Regions from separate parts of the Homo sapiens genome. Here region 2 is linked to region 1. Evidence: read pairs that join two places in POLR2A ChIA-PET (ENCODE). Cell type or tissue: B cell. All regions are shown on one strand. Links, peaks and the distances in the headings refer to the core of each region. The heading gives the core; the rest is flanking DNA. Region 1 overlaps TPCN1 (two pore segment channel 1). Region 2 overlaps SLC8B1 (solute carrier family 8 member B1).

What was found. Peaks named below come from ENCODE experiments on the same cell type or tissue, not always from the same donor. Only the 100,000 strongest peaks of a DNase experiment are listed, where the experiment ranks them.
Region 2: POLR2A ChIA-PET joins it to region 1 with 8 read pairs; 6 of 35 experiments call an interaction of 5 or more read pairs at or near these places.

The regions. Positions count from the first base shown.
Region 1 is chr12:113,272,408-113,281,963 of GRCh38, forward strand. It overlaps TPCN1 (two pore segment channel 1), which reads left to right. Exons shown (of 28, transcript NM_017901.6): 8 at 251-285; 9 at 825-883; 10 at 1,162-1,261; 11 at 4,512-4,628; 12 at 4,833-4,957; 13 at 5,782-5,830; 14 at 6,365-6,428; 15 at 7,744-7,788. Among named protein-coding and RNA genes, the nearest start is that of MIR6762, 14 kb to the right of the region's middle. RefSeq lists an enhancer at 8,286-8,455. In B cell, for the core only: no CTCF peak of the experiment used is centred there; no DNase peak of the experiment used is centred there.
Region 2 is chr12:113,327,253-113,334,382 of GRCh38, forward strand. SLC8B1 (solute carrier family 8 member B1) reads right to left here. Exons shown (of 16, transcript NM_001358345.2): 2 at 5,471-5,708. The coding sequence starts at 5,626. Among named protein-coding and RNA genes, the nearest start is that of SLC8B1, 4.3 kb to the right of the region's middle. In B cell, for the core only: no CTCF peak of the experiment used is centred there; DNase peaks (open chromatin) are centred at 5,039 and 6,839; H3K4me3 peaks cover 556 bases.

The DNA of each region.
Region 1 (9,556 bases), core at 2,706-7,705:
TTCCAGCCTTTTGAAAGAACAGAGCCGATAGTGCCCGGCACATTGCTGTAGGGCAGCAAGCGTCTGGTGCCAGCAGCCCTGCTCCCTTCCAACAGAGCATGTGTTCTCAGGGTGCTGTGGTCCCCAGCAGTCCCTGCTGCTCTTCCTGACCTGCTGCGTTCATTTGCATGTATTTGTCCAGTCCTTTTGACACCAGGTTTTGGGACCTCTGCTCTAATCCTTTTGTTTATCTGTTTCCACCCACTTCTAGGTTTCTACTTGTTCTCCCCTAACCCTTCAGACCCCGTAAGTAATCAGCACATTTGTCCGTCTCTTCTTTTATGGAGGGCTTTTCCCTCAGACAGGGTCACCGGCGTGACCCTGTGGCCATATGGGGAAGGGGGGGCCTGCCTGGTTTCTCATCATAGCTTGTGTGTGCATTGCACCTGGGAGTTCCCATCACTCAGACTTGACCACTTTCTTCCTTGAGAGCTGGGGATCCCCTTTTCTGTTCTTGAAAGGAGTGCCGCCAGGATCAGGTTTGGACCATTGGAATATTTTGGCAGAGGAGCAGTGGGGGAGAGCCAGGCGAATGGCCCAGACATGTGACTCCCTAGAAAAAAGTCCCCCCAAGTCAATAGTTTGCTTCTGCCGGAAGCATCAGGTGCAGGAAAGGGGAGGCCTCTGGACTGCATGTTTGCTCTTTCCTCTGCCTCCCTCAGGGATTCCTTGAGAGATGCAAGAGCGGTCAAGGCAGGGCATGCCAGGTGGCCCATCACAGCCTGTTCCTGATGGCCGTGTGCTCTTGGCTGGTCCCGACTTCTCTGCCCTCTCTTCCCTTGCAGTACTTCAGCACCCTGGAGAACAGCATCGTCAGTCTGTTTGTCCTTCTGACCACAGCCAAGTAAGTGCAGGCTCTGCCTTGCCTTTGGTCCTCTGCTGCCGCCCTGGGGTCTCTTTCTCTTTTCTGCCAAGTATATTCCACATCCCAGCACAGGCAGGTGCTGTGGTGCTATTGGGAGACAGGGTTGGCCCACTGAGCACGGAGCCCAGGGATGAGAGTAGGGGAACCAGGGTTGGAGGCTGGGAAGGCAGACAAGGAGCTGTCCTCTGCAAGGCATGTGCTCTGAGAGGATGGAGACAGGCAGATACAGCACGCCGGGTCACCCTCTGCAAATACAGTTTCCCAGATGTGATGATGCCCTCCTACTCCCGGAACCCCTGGTCCTGCGTCTTCTTCATCGTGTACCTCTCCATCGAGCTGTATTTCATCATGAACCTGGTGAGTGACTATGCCTCAGGCTACGCTGAAGCAGCCTGCCCCTACCCATGCAGCACTAGGCACTGTGGGAGTGGAGAAGTGGGGACTGTCTTCTGCCTCTCAGGGCAGAACGTTGGGGCAGGAAGTCCCAGATTCATAGTCAGGTGCGGTGTTGCAGGGAATGCCCTGTCGGGACTTCAGGAGTTCAGCCAGTTGCTGGGGGTGGCGTCCTCACCAAGGCAATGCTGCTGATGCTGGTAGTGCTGGATGTGAAACCCAGGCAACCCTGGGACCTTTTCATTCTTACATCAGAAATAAGCAGTTGACCCTCGGTGTCCACAGGGATTGTTTGCAGGACCCCCTGTAGGTACAAAGATCCACAGATGTTCAAGTCCCTTATATAAAATGGCAGAGTATTTGCAGATAACCTGTGTACATTCATCCTCTCATATATTTTAAATTATCCTGCATTACCTATAACACCTAATACAATGTAAAAGCTATGTAAATAGTTGTTATACTGGGCTGGACATGGTGGCTCACGCCTGTAATCCCAGCATTTTGGGAGGCCAAGGTGGGTGGATCATTTGAAGTCAGGAGTTCGAGACCAGCCTGGCCAACATGGTGAAACCCTGTCTCTACTTATGAAAATTAGCTGGGCGTGGTGGTGGGTGCCTGTAATCCCATCTACTCAGGAGGCTGAGGCAGAAGAATTGCTTGAACCCAGGAGGTGGAGGTTGCTGTGAGCCGAGATCATGCCGTTGCACTCCAGCCTGGGCAACAGCACGAGACTCTGTATCAAAAAAAAAAAATTGTTATACTATATTGTTTAGGGATAATGACAAGAAAAAGAAGGCTGTACATGTTCAGTACAGATACAACCATCCTTTTCTTTTTGGAATATTTTTGATTTGCGGTTGGTTGAATGCATGGATGGAGAACCCACAGATAAAGAAGGCCAAGTATATTATAATAACCATAAAAGCTGGCATTTAGTAAGCCTTAGCCACTTGGCACTATGCAAAGTGCTTTACATATGAGGATGAAATAATTTAATAAATAAACACAACCGTGGAGGTAGTGAGTATGGTTCTCCATGTGCAGATGAAGAGACTGAGGGTCAGAGTGACAGTGTGATTTGCCCATGGCTACATAGCTTGGAGTGGCCAGGCCAGGCTCATCCCAGAGCCCTGTTCCTAACCACTCTGTTCAGTTGCACTCACGTGCCAGAAATGTCTTGTGTATTTCTACCTCACTTATCAGGAACCATCAGAAAATCCAGTATAGAACACGTTCTGTGAAGGAGAACGTAAAGCCTCTGTGCTCAAAGAACTTTGAGGGTGTTTGTGGAGGTGTGGACAGCCTCCAGGAGTGTCCCAGCCATCACAGATCACATCCGACACCAGGCTGTTAGGCCGGTGCCCAGACCACACATCCATGGCAGAGCTAACGGGGAGAGGCTTCCGATCGAGTCCTGTGTTTATTTTTATGCTTCTGCAGAGCATTCTCACACCAGTCACCACAGTCAGGCCCAGTATAGAAATGAAAATCATCTTTTCCAGGTAGACTTGTGAAATCTAAAAAATTTTAAGTCCTTTTCTCTTTTTTGAGATGGAGTCTCGCTCTGTCACCCAGGCTGGAGTGCAGTGGCGCAATCTCAGCTCACTGCAACCGCCGCCTCCCAGGTTCAAGCGATTCTCCTGCCTCAGCCTCCCAAGTAGCTGGGACTACAGGCACATGCACATGCCGCCACACCCGACTAATTTTTGTATTTTTGGTAGAGACAGGGTTTTGCCATGTTGGTCAGGCTGGTCTCGAACTCCTGACCTCAGGTGATCCGTCCGACTCAGCCTCCCAAAGTGCTGGGATTACAGGTGTGAGCCACAGTGCCTGGCCAAAATTTAAGTCTTAAAAAGGAGAAAATATTTCCTTTTTTTTTTTTTGAGACAGAGACTTGCTCTGTTGCCCAGGCTGTAGTGCAGTGGCGCGATCTCGGCTCACTACAACCTCCGCCTCCTGGATTCACACCATTCTCCTGCCTCAGCCTCCCGAGTAGCTGGGACTACAGGCACCCGCCACCACGCCCGGCTAATTTTTTTTGTAGTTTTAGTAGAGATGGGGTTTCGCGCTTTGTTAGCCAGGATGGTCTCAATCTCCTGACCTTGTGATCCACCCGCCTCGGCCTCCCAAAGTGCTGGGATTACAGGCCACCGTGCCCGGCCTGAGAAAATATTTTCTTGTTTTAATTCCTCAAAACCAAGAAGAAATATGTTGAGTACTTCTTTGTATTTGATTTAATTCATAATATATTTAGAGCTGTGAAAATTTAGGGCAGCAGTCAACAAAGTACGACCTGCTGGCCAAATTTGGCCCATGGCCTGTGTTTGTAAATAAAGTTTCATTGGGACAGAGTCATGCCCATTTGTTCATGTATAGTCTGTGGCTGATCTCATGATATGACCACAGGTTAGTAGTCGCAGCAGAGATCATTTGGCCTTCACAGCCTAAAACAGTTGCTGTCGAACCCTTTACAGAAAAAGCATGCTGACCTTTGATCCACAGGGAAAAAATGGGGGACCAGTTTGAGGGAAAGGACCAGAGAGTTTCCCTTAAAACATTTTTAAAGACAGAGAAAGTGTTTCTAAAAAGGATTCTTTCAAGTTCTTCCCCGGCCTTCCATCCCCCTCTGATAAGCTAACTTTTGGTATTAGCCAACTCTAGAACGTTATTTCCTTGCATGCAGAGCCTCTCACTCCCCTTTTTCCTGGGCCACACGTGAAGCAGTGACTCACAAGGAGAAGTAACAAAGGGGCAGGGGGAGGAAGGGTCCTTCTGGATCGGAGGTCAGGAGGGCAGTGGGCAGGCAGCCTCCGCCTGCCACTGGCTGGAGTCGGACTGGGCTCAGAATCCAGATGCGCCCCTCTTGCTACTCTCTCCTCCCCTGGCTTGCCCCTGCGCAGCCTGGGACAAGCTGTAGCTGGAACTGGGGAAAGGAGTGTGGGAAAGTGGAGGGGAACCTGGGAAAGATGGAGTAACAATGCCTTCATGTATCTGAAGAGGGAAATTTACAAGCGGAACAAAGGGCCTTCCTCTGTTGAGACTTGGGAGACTGACTTCCTACCCCATGAGGTGCAGGCGAGAGGGTCTCCCCAGGGCCTCTCTGGGGTGACTGGGTAAGAGCCTTGCCTAGATGATGAACTCATACCCCCCTGCACTCCCTGCCCTAACCACTCAAGGTCCTGAGCTAGGGCTCTGTGCTTCTCTCCCACAGCTTCTGGCTGTGGTGTTCGACACCTTCAATGACATTGAGAAACGCAAGTTCAAGTCTTTGCTACTGCACAAGCGAACCGCTATCCAGCATGCCTACCGCCTGCTCATCAGCCAGAGGGTAGGAACTATGGGCCAGGGAGGGGCTTGGTCCCTGTCCTCCCTCCCTTGCCCAGAGCAGCCCCTAAGCATGGCCAGGCCAGCCACTTTAGAAACCAGGAACCCTGCCCTTGGAAGAATGAACAGAGCTGGAGTGGATCTGGAGTGGGTGCCCCAAGGGAAGGGGAGTAGCCTGGGTTCCACACTGCTCTTCCCTCTCCCCCAGAGGCCTGCCGGCATCTCCTACAGGCAGTTTGAAGGCCTCATGCGCTTCTACAAGCCCCGGATGAGTGCCAGGGAGCGCTATCTTACCTTCAAGGCCCTGAATCAGAACAACACACCCCTGCTCAGGTAAGAGCAGATGCCTGGTAGGGGCAGCATGGCCAGACAAGGTGTTCACGTCTAGAGTGAACGGGGGCATGTGAAGGCCCTTGAGGTGGGCAGGCCTATAGGCTTGTCAGAGACTTCCTCCACAGATGTTTATCCATGTAGACTTACACACTGGATTCATCAGGATGCCTTTTGCAAGTGACAAAAGTCCAACACAAATCCAATTCAAGCTGACTTGAGAAAAAAGGAGCTCATGAAGTGGACTGGCCCAGCTGCTGGCCCTCGAACCCCCAGTGGGGTGGGATAGTCCCATGTGAGCCAGGTGGACAGACAGGGGTGAATATACTTCCCCAATCCCCTGCACACACCTGGCTCGGCCGCAGAGAACTGACCCGAGATCTCCAGGGGTAGGATTGGTCTTCCAGGCTGTTGATGACCAAGCCCTGTCCACAGCAGCCTGCTGTGGAGCTGAGAACAAGCCCTGTTTGAGCTGAACTTGCAGTCCCAGGTGTTGCATTAAGGCCCCTGCTAAAAAGTGAAGTTTCCGTCCTCCTAAGAATCCTAGTGCTCCAGCAGCTGCCTCTCCAGGGCACTGACACTGTCCGTAGTTAGTGCCATCGGTGGAGACTTAAGTGGATTACATATTTGTAGTACCTCAAGGTCAGAGGAGATCCAAACGCTTGCAGGTAAAGGATCCCCCAGCACTGCTGTGCTGGGACTCACATGGTGTCCCCTCTCTTCCTCCCTCACCCCATAAAGGTGTCCATAGGCAGGCAAGTAAGAGAAGCAAAGCACAGTGGAACTATGTTCTGATATTTTGTCCCTTTTTATTTTGCTTTTGGTAGCCTAAAGGACTTTTACGATATCTACGAAGTTGCTGCTTTGAAGTGGAAGGTGAGTTCTTCTCTGAGACCATAGAAGGAGTAGACAGAGAGGTCCCCACGTGGGGCAGTGAGGAGCAGGGGCACCCCGAGATCCAGCTCTCTCCCTGCTAGAGCAGCTCAGCCCCCAGCTTGGCATGGTACACTTCAGGGATCACAGGTGGCCCCAGCCCCCAAATCTGCCCTTACATTTGTGATACAGTGTCATCGTTAACAGCACCGAATCTTACTTAGACCCCATTGGTTATTGTGTGACATCAGGCGGGTTACTGAGCCTTTCTGAGGCTTGTCTTACCTGGGAAGTGGCGTAAGGATAATCCCTACTGACAAACCTCATTTCAGGACTATACTAAAATAAGGCCTCTGCATGGCACATTGTAAACGCTCGGTACACACTGGCTGGCTGTGTTGTCATGTAGATCCCTGAAGGTTAACATTGTTCCCCAGTTTAGCAGGGTGAACAGGAAAGGAAGCCAGCATCCTGGCTCCAGGCAGGGCCCTGGTCCCTGGCCCTGACACCCTCCCTCTTGGTCCTGTTGTCTACCAGGCCAAGAAAAACAGAGAGCACTGGTTTGATGAGCTTCCCAGGACGGCGCTCCTCATCTTCAAAGGTAAGTGGGCTTGAGTATGGCAGGTGTTGGCAGCTGGGGGCCGATGGAGGTTTTCAGAGACCACAGATAAGCGTCTGAGGAGAGGTTCAGAGGGGTGTGTGTGTGTGTGTGTTTGTCTGAATGCCTGTGTGAAGAGACAGTGTGATTACCCCAGCAGGGACGTAAGGGTGGTAGGAAGCAGATTGGGAGAGAAATGGGTAACTTAACCCAACCAAAATGGGTAACTTAACCCAACCAAGACATTTGGGGTATTTTTCTTTTTTCATACAAAAGCAAAGATGTTCATTGAAGAAACTTGAAAGTGAGATAATTAGAAGTAAATGGAAATTTACCACCCAGATAACCACTGTTAGTTCTCTGATGTGTTTCCCTCTGTGCCATTTTTCTATGCATTTTTAAAACAGTAGGGTGACATTATATATTCCATTCTGTAATCTGCCTTTTCATCCAATAACACATATGTGTGTGTGTGTATATATATATGTGTGTGTGTGTGTGTGTGTATATATATGTGTGTGTGTGTGTATATATATATATATATATATATATATATATATTTTTTTTTTTTTTTTTTTTTTTTTTGAGGCGGCGTCTCGCTCTGTTGCCCAGGCTGGAGTGCCGTGGTGCGATCTCGCTCACTGCAACCTCCGCCTCCCAGATTCAAGCGATTCTCCTGCCTCAGCCTCCCGAGTAGCTGGGACTACAGGCATGTGCCACCATGCCCGGCTAATTTTGTGTGTGTGTGTTTTTAGTAGAGATGGAGTTTCACCATGCTGGCCAGGCTGATCTTGAACTCCTGACCTCGTGATCCACCCACCTCGGCCTCCCAAAGGCCTGGGATTACAGGCGTGAGCCACTGCGCCCGACCCCGATAATATATTTTTGCCCTCCTCTTATGGCAGGATGTATACTTTGCATGACCCCTTGAATAATGCTTGTGTAGTGTAAAGTTTGAAAATTTGAAATTGGGTGCTCGTATTATTTACCTGACAGTTGCCCCTTAATTTCATGCCAGTTTCAGCAGTGATCAGGAGAGCTTTGTCCTGCTCTATCTTGGTTCCAGGTTGCTCAGGCTCCCCCCAGAGCAGCTGTAGTCAGTGCAGTCTTGTCTGGGGGTCTGAGCAGAAGCATGGGTACCACTCTTTGAGCAGGACCCTCCTTTCTTCACCTCTGGGGTAAAGACCATGCTTACCTGCATGCACGAAGAGTGTGGTAGGTGGTTGCACCTGCCCAGAAAGAGATAATAATAATTAAGGATACAGTAGGGGGAACAAGTGCGTAAATTTACATTTTAACTTGTCTTTTCTTCAAATAGGTATTAATATCCTTGTGAAGTCCAAGGCCTTCCAGTATTTCATGTGTAAGTGTGAAATATCTCCACTCTAGGCCACTTTCCCCCTGAGTCCTTTGCTGTTCTAGAAGCGGGAGAGGCAAGAGATTGGTCCTAGAGTCCTGTGTTTGACTTTTTATTGTGGGGAATTCCCAGCATGTATAAAAGTGAAGAGAACATTACCACACGCATCCCCGTGCCCATCACCCATCTGTATCTTCACTCCGGCTCATCATCCTCTCTAGACCTAGATTTTTTGGAAGCAAATTCCAGAACCACAGAGTTGACTGGTCGATATGTCTCTTGAGTTTGTTTTAATCTATAGGCTTCTCTTCCTCACCTCATTTAGGTGAGGAAGCAGGATTTGGGTTTTGTATGTTCCTCTGTTGCCTTTTCCTGGAATTTGGTAGTTCTGTCTAGAGCCATGCTGTGCAGTGTGGAAGCCACTGGCCACATGTGGCAATTTACATTTAAGCTAATTAAAATGAAAAATTCAGCTTAGCTGTCACATTTCAAGTGATTAATAGCCACAAATGGCTAATGACTACCAATTGGATTGTGCAGATAAGAAAATTTGTATTGTCACAGAAAATTCCCTTGGACAGTACTAACCTAGAGGCTTGATCCAATTTGGTCTTTCCAAGGAGCTCTGGTTCCTTTTAGTAGGAAATGGTGTTAGAGACACAATTCGAGGTGCTGGGTGCTCATTGCTTGGGTTGGTCATTGTTTCTAGGCCTTTCCATGGACAGAACTAGGGTTTTGTTTTTTTTAAAGATAAACTGTTGTGCGTTCATGCTAATACTTCACATTCAGGCCTACAGCAATTTTAAGATTAAGAATCTAGATGTGTAAGACTGATTTCATCAATCTTACACGTCTAGATTCTCAATCCTTTTTTTTTTGAGACAGAGTCTCATTCTGTCGCCCAGGCTAGCGTAATCTGTGCTCACTGCAACCTCTGCCTCCCAGGTTCTAAGTGATTCTCCTGTCTCACTCACCTGAGTAGCTGGGATTACAGGTGTGTGCCACCACGCCCAGCTGTTTTTGTATTTTTAGTAGAGATGGAGTTTCACCATGTTGACCAGGATGGTCTCGAACTCCTGACCTCAGGTGGTCCACCTGCCTCAGCCTCCCAAAGTGCTGGGATTACAGGCGTGAGCCACGTGCCTGGCCTAGATTCTCAATCTTAAAATCCAGGTTGTCTTTGAAGACAATCAGACACCAACAAAGAAAAAAAAATAAATATCCAGGTTCCCAACTACACTGGCACAGTTATTCATTTGCTTTGTCTCACAGTCCCAGGATAACAATTGCAAAGCAATCCCAATGATATAATTACTAGAAACATCATTCCAATGATGTACATTCAGATTACTGTGGGTTTTTTTGTTTGTTTGTTTTGAGACAAAGACTTAGGTCTGGTGCCCTAGTGGCATAGTCATGGTTCACTGCAGCCTTGACCTCCCAGGCTCAATCCATCCTCCCACCTCAGTCTTCTGAGTAGCTGGGACCACAGGTGCATGCCACCACACCTGGCTAATTTTTTAATTTTTTGTAGAGACGGGGTAGCCTCATGTTGCCCAGGCTGGTCTCAAGCTCCTGGCCTCAAGCCATTCTCCTGCCTTGGCCTCCCGAAGTGCTGGGAGTACGGGTGTGAGCCAGTGTGCTTGGCCTTGTGTTTTAAGGTCATGTGGGATAGTTCCTCTCCATGTGGACATGTCACCAACTGGATACACATTTGGATTTCTTTTTTTTTTTTTTTTTTTTGAGACAGAGTCTCACTCTATCTCTGTCACCC
Region 2 (7,130 bases), core at 2,131-7,130, 54 kb after region 1:
GCAGTACAGCTCCCTCTACTGAGCCCTCCTCTCTCATGAAACTGCCTGGTTGAAATTCTAATTTGCGTCCTTCTAGGTGAGTGATTTTGGGCAAGTAAATTAACCTCAGTGTTCTCCTCTGAACAATGGGGGCAATAACACCCACAAGCCTAGACAGGAATGGGATAAGGACATGGAGGCCAGGCATTGTGGCTCACATCTGTAATCCCAGTGCCTGAGCCCATGAGTTTGAGACCAGCCTGGCCAACATGGTGAAACTCCATCTCCACTAAAAATATAAAAATTAGCCAGGCACGGTGGCGTGTGCCTGTGTTCCCAGCTACTCAGGAGGCTGAGGCAGAATAACTTGAACCCGGGAGGCGGAGGTTGCAGTGAGCCAAGATCACACCATTGCACTCTAGGCTGGGCAACAGAGTGAGACTCTGTCTCAAAAAAAAAAAAAAAAATAGGCTGGGCGCGGTGGGTCACACCTGTAATCCCAGCACTTTGGGAGGCCAAGGCAGGTGGATCACCTGAGGTCAGGAGTTCGAGCCCAGCCTGACCAACATGGTGAAACCATCTCTACTAAAAATACAAAAAGCCGGGCATGGTGGCAGATGTCTGTAATCGCAGCTACTTGGGAAGCCAAGGCAGGAGAATCGCTTGAACCCAGGAAGCAGAGGTTGCAGTGAGCTGAGATTGCACCATTGCACTCCAGCCTAGGCAACAAGAGCGAAACTACGTCTCCAAAAAAAAAAAAAAAAGGTTGCATTATCATCATCTAAGTTTTAATTATTTATTTATTTATTTATTTATTTAGAGACAGGTTCTGTCTATGTCACCCAGGCTGGAGTGCAGTGGCGTGATCACAGCTCACTCCAGCCTCAACCACTCAGGCTCAAGCAGTCTCCTACCTCAGCCTCCTGAGTAGCTGGCACCACAGGTGCGCATCACACGAGGCTAATTTTTAAATTTTTTGTTGAGAAGGGGTCTCGCCTTGTTGGCCAGGCTAGTCTCAAACTCCTGGGCTCAAGTGATCCTCCCGCCTCGGCCTTCCAACGTGCTGGGATTACACAGGTGGGCCACCAAGCCTGGCCAGAAATTTTTCTCTCTTAAACAATACTTGAATTCATCCCTTCCTTCCATCTCCACCAGCACGGAGAACAACTGCAGAGGTTCTCATCTGGCCTCCTACCCCCAATCTTACCAGAGGGGCTCTTTCTAATGTGCTCCCTCCTCCAGCTGCTGAAGAGCTCTCCTTTGCCTGTTTTTGGTCCCTGTGTTCTGCCCTTGTCAGTCTCCAGTAAAGCTCGTCTGGTCAGCTGTCAGGTCCTGGAATGCCCAGACCCTCCTGGCATTGGTCCAGCTTTTGTACATGCTGTTCCTTCTGCCTGGTGCCACGATTATTTTTCCTCTATTTAATCCACATTCACCACCCAATTCTTGGTTCCCAGGACACTTCTTGCAGGAAGCCCTCCCTGACTACTCCCAGCCTAGCTGGCCCTCCCAGTTACTTTTTTTTTTTTTTTTCCTTTTTTGAGATGGAGTCTTACTCCATCGCCCAGGCAGGAGGGCAGTGGTATGATCTCAGCTCACTGCAACCTCCATCTCATGGGTTCAAGAGATTCTCCTACCTCAGCCTCCCGAGTAGCTGGGATTGCAGACGTCCACCACCATGCCCAGGTAATTTTTGTATTTTAGTAGAGATGGGGTTTTGCTATGTTGGCCAGGCTGGTCTCGAAATCCTGGCCTGAAGTGATCCACCTGCCTCGGCCTCCCAAAGTGCTGGGATTACAGGTGTGAGCCACCGCACCCAGGCAGGATCATAGACTTGCTTAATATCTGCCCCTCCCACTAAAGTCTCGCACAGTGCCTGGCAGAGTAGGCCCTCCTAACAGTTGTGCTGCACACCGTGCTGGGCATCATCTCACCCATTCAGTCTTCATCAGAGACCCAGGAGGTTGGCACAATTGTTTCCACTTCACAGATGAGAAAACTGAGGCACAGAGAGGCAAAGTGGCTTGCCCAGGAGCACACAGCCCACCACTGAGAAGTGGCTCCAAACTCAGCTCCGCCTGAAAGTTACTCGCTGAAGCTCCTGAGGAAACTGCCCAACTGGGCAGGGGCAGCCTCCATTTCCTGTCCTCTCACTATCTTCCTGCCCTCCCTCCTCCCTGTCCTCGGGGTCAGCTAGGGAGGATGCAGGGAGTCACCCCATCTCCCTGATGGCAGAGTGAGTCAGCAAGGTGGGTCCCCCAAATCTGGCCTCCAAAATCACATTACTGTGCAGTCTGTCTCGCTCTGCCCTCCCCGAGCTGCACAGCCCTCCCCCAGGTCCCTCAGGACCCCTCCCCAGCTCTCTGCTCAAGAGAGACAGAGTAAGGTGGGATTGCTCTGCGTCTGGGGGAGGGAAGGAGTGACTTCACTTCCTTCCAGTCCTTCCCACCCTCTTTCCTATGTCACTAACTCAGTCCCAGGAAACCCAAAGAGGTGCACACAGAGGTCAGGCTGGACAGGAAAGGGTAACCAACTCAATACCTTGGAATTCTTATAAAAACTTACATCAGATCACATCCTCTTGTGCTCTAAAGCCTCCCATGGCTCCCACCTTCCTCCCACTGACAGCCAAGTCTACAGTGGTCCCCAGGGCCCCTGTTCTCTCCTGCCTGGTCTCCCTTCCTTCTCCCTTGCTCACTGTTCCAGCCACTTTGCAAAATCTGTCATTCTGCTCCTGCCCCAGGGCCTTTGCATCTACTGTTCCCTCACTTCCCCTGGATCTTCATAAGCCATTCAGGTCTCAGTCTAAATGTCATGTCCTCAGAGAGGCCTTCCATGATAGCCTAAGCAAAGCAGCACCCCCCTCCCCCTCACCCTGTGGAATGATTTGTCAACTTGCTTCTCATCCATGACCCCACTAGAGTATAAGCTCCAGGGGGGCAGGGACCAGGCTCTCTGCTTCCTGCTATCCCCTCAGCACATGGCACAGGCCCTGGCACATAGTAGGTGCTCAATAACTATTTGTTGCATTAATGACTACTTGAAAAGGACCTAAGGTAAGGGGCTGGGGGGGCCTTTCCCAGCCTGCAGGCTCCCTGGATGGTGGGGACTTCCAGAAAGGCAGCTGCCCCATCTGTCCTGTGAGGCGGTGGACTAGAGGGGAAGGGGATGGATTTAGCATGAAGCAGCCAAGGGTTCTCATCCTGGCTCTGCCACTTTCCTCCTGGCCACCTTCACCTCCCTGAACCTTGGAGTCTTCATCTATAGCACAGAGATAATCACTCCCACCTCACGGGGTTTGGGGGAGGACTTGTGGGCACAAGGCTGATCTAAGTGCTCAATAACTTGGAGAGATTATCTGGCACAATTATCTGGTATGATCTCCCAGTTTTCCTGCCCCCAAGGAGCACGCTCCAAGAGGGGGTACTCAATTTTATAACCACAGTAACCACAAACCACTTTCCCATCTGTAAAATGGGCTTAATTGCCTGTTGCCTGTTTCACAGGGTGGACTTGAAGGCACTTTGCAGCCTCATAAAGTTGCTGTGGGCATTGAATGCTCTCAGCCCATCAGTTTGAGTTTGGGATTCCTGCTGAAGAAATGGTGAGAACTCCAGTCCCTGGCAGCTACAGGGCACTCCAGGGGGTCATCTTGAGCAGTCCTCTGCTTTTGTTCCTTCACTCCAGATCTGCTGTGACCTCCTCTTCTCCCCTTACAGACATCAGAGCGGAAAGATGCAAGTTCTCTGTAGCCTGTCTCAACAGGCTGTGCCCTCCCTGCCCTGGGAGGAAGGCCTCTTGCCTCTAACTCCAGCGTCGTCATTGGTCCTCCCTCAGTGCTCCCCATTCAAATCACAGCACCAGCACACCCTCAGCTGATCAGGCCAGGAACCTGGAGCCATCCACAACTCCTCTCTTTCTCCCACCACTGGGAGAAAGAGAGAGGGTGGGAGTTCAATACCAGCCTGGCCAACATGGTGAAACCCTGTTTCTACTAAAAATACAAAAAAATTAGCCAGGTGTGGTGGTGTGCACCTGTAATCCCAACTACTCGGGAGGCTGTGCATAAGAATCGCTTGAACCCGGGAGGTGGAGGTTGCAGTGAGCTGAGATCGTGCCATTGCACTCCAGCCTGGGTATAGAGTGAGACTGTTCTCGAAAAAAAAAAAAAAAAAAAAAATTGAGTCAGTGGACTGGGAAAAGCAGACCCACCCTCAATCTGGGTGGGTGCAATCTAATCAGCTACCAGCACAGCCAGAATAAAAGCAGGCAGAAGAATGTGGAAAGACTAGACTGGCTTGGTCTTCTGGCCTGCATCTTTCTCCCATGCTGGATGCTTCCTGCCCTCAAACATCAGACTCCAAGTTCTTCAGCTTTGGGACTCTTGGACCTTCAGCCACAGACTAAAGGCTGCACTGTCAGCTTCCCTGCTTTTGAGGTTTTGGGACTCAGACTGACCTCCTCGCTCTTCAGCTTGCAGATGACCTATTGCGGGACCTCACCTGTGATCATGTGAGTCAATATTCCTTTAAAAACTCCCCTTTACATATACATCTATCCTATTAGTTCTGTCCCACTAGAGAACTCCGACTAACACAGATTTTGGGACCCTCTGCTTAAAACCTTCCATTGGCTCCCCACTATCGCAAAACAATTCTCACCTCCTAGCCGCAGCCTGTAAGGCCTTTTGTAATCTGCCCGCCATTACCTCTCCATCCTCCTCTCTTAGCATTCTTCCCCTCACTTGCTCTGTTCCATCCATTCTAGCCTCCCTGCTGTTACGGGAACACACTAAGCTTGTTCCTGCTCCAGAATCTTTGTACTTGCTGTTCCCTTTGCCCAGAATGCTCTTCCCCGGGGTGTCAATGTAGGTGGTTTCCTCTCTCCATTCGCTGGCTTGCCTCAAATATCACCCCCTCACAGAAGCCATCTGTGACCACCCAATCTGAAATAGTTGGAAAAGCTCACGCCCTCCCCCATACCACTTTAGCTATTGTGTGCGGGGCACTTAGCACATCGCCACCTGAAATGTATATGCTTACTTCTCTTTTTTTTGTTGTTGAGACAGAGTCTTGCTTCGCCGCCCAGGCTGGAGTGCAGTGGTACAATCCTGGCTCACTGCAACATCCACCTCACGGTTTCAAGCAATTCTCCTGCCTCAGGGTTCTGATGATTACAGGCACCTGCCACCATGCCCAGCTAATTTTTGTATTTTTAGTAGATACGGGGTTTTGACACGATGGCCAGGCTGGTCTCCAGCTCCTGGCCTCAAGTGATCCTCCTGCCTTGGCCTCCCAAAGTGTATAAGTTTACTTCTTGATCTGTCTGTTCAGGAGACTGTCAGCTTCTTGAGAGTAGTGAATTTTGTCTCTATTGTTCCCCGGTATATCCCAGGCTGCGGTCAGTGCCTGGCACATAGTAGATGCTCAATAGATATTTATCGATTGGAGGAACACAGCCCCACTCAACCCCAGGTTCCTACCGGGATACTCACGTCTACCACGGGGGTCTGGTTCACACCTGAAGCTGGAAACTGGGGGCTAATGTGAGCTCCTGTAGACGAGCCCCTAGTCCCAGACACTGTCTCCGCCATTAGCAGCACACAAAGCACACTCAGTGCCCAGCGCAGATTCAGCCTTCTGCCGGCCATCTGCCCCCACGGGGCCTGGCCCTTACTCTCCACTTCCCTTTCTGCAGTAGCTCAGTTCCAAACAGCTGGCGGCTCCGGTGGCCTGCAAGGTGGGAGTGAGAAAGGGGGACAACATTACTGAAAACCCATGGACACAGCAAAAGGGGCTGGAAGACTCTAGTTAAGGAACTGCCTTCCTGCCTCCCGGCAGCAAAGTTAAGCTGACGGAGAAACCATGTTCTGCACAGTCTCGCTGGAGGGGCCCAAGGCCCTGCCCATTCAGCGTGCAGATCAGATACGCCCTTCTTCCTGAGAACCCATGAAAACCTACCCAGTCCCACCTGGCCCCCAGCCTGAGGCCAGAATGCCAGGGCTGCAAGGGACTTGGGACTTGAGCCAAGATTCAGAGTCTCAGGCTTCTGGGGCAGGTGGGTGAGATACATGTGGGAAGTGGGCAGTGGGCGGGATTGCAGAAGCCCTCAAAACAAAACAAAACAAACTCTACTTCTAGGGGTGGACTTGGCCTCTGGGCCACCAGTTTGAGACGTAGAGAGGCTTGCCCACCACATTTTACAGAGCCCACTAAGCAATGCTGTTGTTCTGTGTCTTACAAGGAGCCAAGCTTTACATGGATGACCTCATTCTATCCTCACGACATGCCGAGCGGGGGTAGCACTAGCATTCCATTTTACAGATGAACTAACTGAGGCACAGACAGGTGAAGCCAGGCTTGTTTCCCCCCTGCATCACGCCTCCCTCATGCAGTCCTCAGAACAATTCTGGAAATGTCACCCCCCCGCCCCCCACCCCACCCTGCACAGCAGGGAGAGGGGCTCAGAGGAGTGTTTTTTGTTTTTTGTTTGTTTCTTCAGATGGAGTCTCACTCTGTTACCCAAGCTGGAGTGCAGTGGCGCGATCTCAGCTCACTGCAACCTCTGCCTCCCGGGTTCAAGTGATTCTCCTGCCTCAGCCTCCCGAGTAGCTGGGATTACAGGCACACACCACCATGCCCAGCTAATTTTTGTATTTTTAACGGAGACGGGGTTTCGCCATGTTGGCCAGGCTGGTCTGGAACTCCTAGCCTCAAGTGATCTGCCGGCCTTGACCTCTCAAAGTGCTGGGACTACAGGCGTGAGCCACCACACCCAGCAGAGGAATTCCAGAACCTGCCCAAGGTCACACAGCAAGAGGGTCACAGAGCCCACAGCCCCTCCGACAGGGAACTTAAGGGCAAGAAGGAAGTTGAGTTGCTCAAAGACCGCGGGTTAGCAGTGGGGCCGGGCTGGTCACCACCATGTGCCTCTTCCCTCAAGACCAGGGCCAAAATGGCTTCAATATATTTCAAAGGAATTAAACTGGAAAAACAAAAGTCCTCAGCAAACTAAATTTCCTGTTTTGGCTTTTTCATGTGTTCTACGATGAGTATGTCTTATTTTTGCAATCAGGAAACCAAACCCCATAAAAACGTTTTTTTCTTTAAGTCTGCGCAGGTGTTTCTCAATGTACTGGCAGCCTGAGGGGAGGG